2 separate regions of the Homo sapiens genome follow, and region 1 is linked to region 2. Evidence: chromatin contacts called from ENCODE Hi-C data. All regions are on one chromosome and are shown on one strand. Each heading gives the region's core, a stretch centred on a gene start or an enhancer-like site at or near the end of the contact. The rest is flanking DNA. Distances are from core to core; before and after follow the strand shown.

Region 1 (2,700 bases), core at 90-2,589, 1.1 Mb after region 2:
AAGTCTCTACATAAGAAAGTTTGAAACAGCGTTTAATTCTAAAGATGACAATATCACCTTTGAAAAGATTTTTTCATAAAGCTCAGTGTACCCTCCAAATAATGTTCAATGAATGTGAATTTCATTTTGAGGCAGATTACTGCAAAGCAATTGGAGACTTAATACAATTAAGTATTGTTTTTACTTATACATTAGTGAAACTGCAAAATGATTAACAAATTATATAAGACTAAGAAATGGTATTTCACTTTTAAATCAAGATACAGATTGAAAATTTATACCTAATTCTGTTATCTGGTACAGTTTCAAAATAAGATCTACTGTGTCACCTCTAAAAGACTGTTAGCAGTTAAAATTCTGTCAGATAAATAAGGGATAATCTCAAATCCAGTAGATTTTCGTAAAATGAAAACAAACCTCGTTAGTGATTGCTGAGGCCTTAAACATTTAATTCAAGCCTTTAGCAGAGGGTGCACATCATTTAAGGCAGTCATGTGGTAGCGGTGTTTGGGTGGCTAAAGGCCAGCGTCAGCCCACAGTGCTTTTATTCTTTGACTTTGATTGTCAGTTTCTCTTGCTGTTTGTTTCCCCCTTCATTTTGGTCAAAGGGTCTGATAAGGATTTGTCTTAAAATGTAGGCAATAGAGTCTTGGAAGATGGGAGCTTTTGTTGGTCCAGATCAGAGTAGCAGATGAGAAACGTGGCAGCCTTAGTAGTCTTTTGAATGGTTTCTACAGTTTACACTTAAGGAAAGTGCTGCCCCTTACCTAGAGCGTGTTCCCGTTTTCTTGTAACTGTGTGCGTAAAAACTTTGTCTCTGCCTTAAGGTGAAAACAGTCCCGGGCTGTCTCCAGAGACTGGAGTATAGACATTCCCCCAGAAACCTTAATATCTCAAGACCAGATACCAGCAGTGTGTCCTAAAACAGAAGGTGGGTAGGGGGTGGCACGGAGTGTCTGCACCCAAAGGCTGAGACCGCGGGTGAGTGGAGGGAGCGCAATCCTGAAGCCTCTGCTGTCCACCACCCCCTGCTAAACTCACCTCCATGCTGGCTTGTTTGACCTTCTGCACCTCAAACACCCTGTGCGGGGTCCCCTGCTGGTAGTTGATGTAGTTCTGTGCCACCAAGGCCGCCCTGGAGGCTGGGTAGTTGGTCGGCGGGATTTCCATTCCGGATGAGCAGTGACTTCAGGGCTTGGGCTACTCTGGCTTAACGGGACCAGTAGCAGAGCGCCGCCCGTCCTGCTTGCTGCTGGGTCCGGTTGCCGAGGCGGAAAAGTCGCAAGCTCCTTCAGTCAGTCTTCTTCCTCAGCTCCTTCCGACTCCGGAAGCTGCTGTTTGGGCCCAGGCTCCCTGCATCCGAGAGCCCTGGGCTGACTGCTTCTGAGGCCCCGCCCCACTACTGCCTGCAGCGGGCTTCCTTACTCCGCCTGCTGGTTCCTACTGGAGGAGAGGCCAGCATGCTTGTCAGGCACCAGCAGGTGGAGGTGTGGGGAGGGAGTCAGTGGGCTAGGTTCGCTGGGATTGCATCTTTCGTTTCATTAACCTTTATAGAAGTGCAGGGTGGGGCTTTCGCTGATATAGGACATCTCTGAAGACTCTAGTTTCCTGTCCATGGGAAAAAAGTCTGGTTGCTTCGCTTGCATACTGGAGCACAACTTCCTTATACACCGCATGCAGCGTCCCTGGCAGGGCAAGGTACACAGTACTCCAGGTAGTGATTCGATTCCTTCATTTCCCTTCCCCTTATGAGAGTCCAGGAAGAGGCTTGCTCATCCTCAGCTTTTTGTGGGTTTGGACCAGTTCTGCCCAAATCAAAGTATGAGAATCTGCAAACTATAGTATTAAATTGGGAGATTATGTAATTTGGATCAGGAGAAATAAAAAAATGCACCTGTACCCCTCTCCTTTACTAATCTTAAAATGATAAGTTTTGATGTAACGCCATGCTTCCAACTTGAGTCATTTTGAATATTTTACTTCAAGGATTAAAATAAACTTAAAAACTGAACTTATACAAAGCACTCTCTCTGGTATGTGGTCTACCTCATTGCAATGGGCCTATAAACCTGACTTTGTAGAAGTACAGGTTTATCCTTGGTGGTCTTAGGTTAATTGGGCTAGGATAACTTGGAGATTCTACCAAAGTTTGGCCAAGGTCTTCGCTGCCTGGATTGAGACCTTTTTTTCTTTTCTTTTCTTTTTTTTTTTTTTTTTTTTGAGATGGAATTTCACTCTTGTTGCCTAGGCTGGAGTGCAATGGTGCTATCTCGGCTCACTGCAACGTCCGCCTCCTGGGTTCAAGCAGTTCTCCTGCCTCAGCCTCCAGAGTAGCTGGGATTACAGGTGCCCACCACAATGCCCGGCTAGTTTTTTGTATTTTTAGTAGAGACGGGTTTAGGCTAGGCTGGTCTCAAACTCCTGACCTCAGGTGATCCACCCACCTTAGCCTCCCAAAGTGCTGGGATTACAGGCATAAGCCACCATGCCTGGCCAGGACCTTTAACTTGGTAGTAATGCACACACCCAAGACTCTTGAGGTGTATCTCTTTCTGATTATGTAGATTCTGCAGTAAATCTGGATTCTGGACTTTGGCCTCAGTTTCATGCTTATTATTGTCTCCTGGGATTTGGGGGTTCTGATTGACTTTGCCTTTAAATACCATCTGTCTGCTTGCCCATCATCTTGTATCAAATGTC
Region 2 (2,700 bases), core at 124-2,623:
TTTCTATACTTTACCTCATTTACTCCTCACAGCAACCTTTACCTACAACAACAGCCAGCATCTAAAAAGGCACTGTTACTATTCTGTTTTTCACATGGGATGACTGAAGCTTAGAGAACAGTAAAATGACGCCCTAAAGTCACACAGCTACTAACAGAGCCATGATTTGCACCCAGCCAGGCTGAGCTCAGAGACAGCACTCTGAAATGCCTAATTCAGTGGCTATTTCATTTATACTCATTATTAATGATTGAAGTTTTCTAGAACCTAAGACTGCGAGCTTACCTAACCCAGGTTCTCCTTTCCACCTGGCTACACTCATTTCCTTATTTGATACAATGCCTTCTTCCTTATATGGTTCTTTACGAAGTGTAGTCAACAGGCTTTTAATTCATTGCTTCCTGCCTCTTTAGTCCTCTCCCACCTTCAATTCTTTCCCAAGATCTCGGCCACAATACTGTTTCCTCTCTACTGTTTTTTACTCACATCTTCCACAAGGGGGCACATTCTGACCATAAAGCTTTGAGGCTCTCCAGTCAGCTAAAATACAACCAGCGTCACCCTAATGCTTTCATTCTGTTACAAGAAATGCCTTTATTCAAGCTACATTCCTCATTGTTATTTCACGTAGGGGAAACAACAGTAAAAAAGGAAACCATATAATTTTTGTAGACTGTTTGACCATAATTCATTCACTGGATTTCTATGTTAGGTATGGAATCCATTAAGCAGGATATTGAAGCTTATGAATGGAAACCTAGTAATTCCTCTTTAATAAACATGAGTTACTTTTATTTCTTAAACTTTATTAGGCATTTACTCAAAACATTACTCAGAAATGTTTGTTAATAATATGAATGATGATTTTGATTCCGTTTGCGTTGTTACTATGTCTAAGGGTCCAAAACACAAAGTCTGGATTATTCATAAAGACTGAGAAAATGGCTGGCATTTGAATGTAAATCTTAGTGCTTGAGCCTAACTCCATCTTGACACTTCTCACCAACCCTAAGGAAGGAGTGGCTGCTACCACAGTGGCCTTTTTGTGTAGCTGAGGAAACCAAGACATGAGGAGATTCGTTCAGGCCTTATAAGAGTCACATATGGGGAATAGGCCCGGTTCTTGTCAGCTCCCTGAGGCTACACTGGTCACCAAGCAGAACTACCGCAAGAGGAAAATGAAGAATGAAAGAAATATGAAGACAATTCTAACATTAAAGGCAGGCTCACCTTGTCCTCTTTGCCTGCCAGACTTCTAAATGGTGGATTCCTCCCTGTTTAGTTTCGGGCTCTCTTCTCTTCTCCTTCACTCTTCTCCTAAACAATTGCATCCACTTGCAGGACTTTGAATATCTCCCCAGACCTCTCCTCTGACACACTTCCCCTGAGTCATAGCTAACTGCCTGTCTGAAAACTCCATGTGGAGGACTCCTTGCCGTAGTAAACTGAGTAAGTCCAAATTGAAGCAATTGATTTCCTGCCACGTCCCTGAAAAAGCATCACCATCCTCCCAGCATCCTCCTTTCCCAATTTCAGAAAACGGCCCTGATGTCTACCCGGTTACTAAAAGCAGACCCCTGGGAGCCACACTGACATCCACCTGTGCCTCTTCCCACACTCAAATGCATCAGCCAGTCCTCTTGATTCTATGTCTAAAATAGATCTTGTATTTTTCCACTTTTTTTTTTTTTCCATTTTGTGTTCAAGTTTCTGCAGTCTCTGGCCTGGACCACAGCAGAAGCTTCTCCCTGGAGCACTGTTTCCATTCGTGTTCCTCCTTCCACAATCCAGTCTCCACACAGAAGCCAGATTAGTCTTCTTAAAATATAGATTTGACTATTATTTATCCTGCTTAAAACCCTTAACTTCTCCTGACACATGAAATAAAACCTCAATTCCTTATTATGGCCCACAATGTCCTGTACCCTCTGGTCCCCACCACCTGTCCAGCATTAATCCACTGCTCACTTGGCTCAGCTGCCTTCTGTGGGACCCAGAGCAGGCCATGCTGCCTCGTACCTCAGGGCCTCTGTGCTGGCTGTTCCTTCAGGCCTTCCTTCACCACCCTAGCTAGGTCAGTCCTGGTTATTTTCTAGTATCCTAATTTTTTCCTTTCTGACACTTCTCACAGCCAATAATTATTTTGTTAATTTAGTTGCTTACTCATTTATTATCTCCCTCCCAAACTATGTAATTCCAAAGCTGGTTCAGTCAATAAAATCACTATTCATAACAGAGATGGATAAAAATGTGAATAGTCCAATTAAATTAAATAGTAGTCAGACTAATTAAATAGTCCAATTTTATTTGCAAATCCCTGTTCTGCCAAGGTAAAAAATGTAATATGAATTGAAGTGGTCCCCTATCCATTTCCATGGGGTTGTGCACAATTTGTAAGGGGATTACATGGGCACCCCATTAAGATGTCCATGTTCTCTGTCCACACAGCACCTGCAATGACAACTATTGTCCTTCCAGGTCTCTGTCAAGTGTTCACAAAGGCCACCAGAGGGACATTCTCTTCTAATCACAGGCGTCCTCCATCCAGTGAATCTCACCACTGTTTCTATCAGGTGCAATCCACATCATTTTGCAGCTCCTGCACCATGCTGGGGTCTGGACAGACTGTGTTGTTGGATGAGGCGTGGTCTGTCTCAACATGACTCTGCAGTCTTTCCTACCTGGAACAGGCACTAAGCC

Evidence for each region. Hi-C counts contacts between places; a loop is a spot of excess contacts on that map. Pooled maps may share reads with other maps.
Region 1: a loop to region 2 is called in a pooled map, with 4 times the contacts of the local background. The contact joins the promoter of LXN here to the enhancer-like site in region 2. A Hi-C loop is called at or near these places in 2 of 50 pooled maps.

The regions. Positions count from the first base shown.
Region 1 is chr3:158,671,309-158,674,008 of GRCh38, forward strand. LXN (latexin) reads right to left here and starts at 1,340. Exons shown (of 6, transcript NM_020169.4): 1 at 1,042-1,340. The coding sequence starts at 1,170. The region is part of intron 13 of GFM1 (G elongation factor mitochondrial 1); the gene reads left to right. RefSeq lists enhancers at 557-1,149, 664-723, 1,150-1,742, 1,164-1,213, 1,524-1,713.
Region 2 is chr3:157,532,283-157,534,982 of GRCh38, forward strand. No RefSeq gene overlaps it. Among named protein-coding and RNA genes, the nearest start is that of VEPH1, 30 kb to the left of the region's middle. RefSeq lists a cis regulatory region at 2,471-2,700. Within about 2 kb of position 1,374, at least 3 of the 41 ENCODE cell types and tissues checked have a DNase peak (open chromatin) inside an H3K27ac peak, as active enhancers do.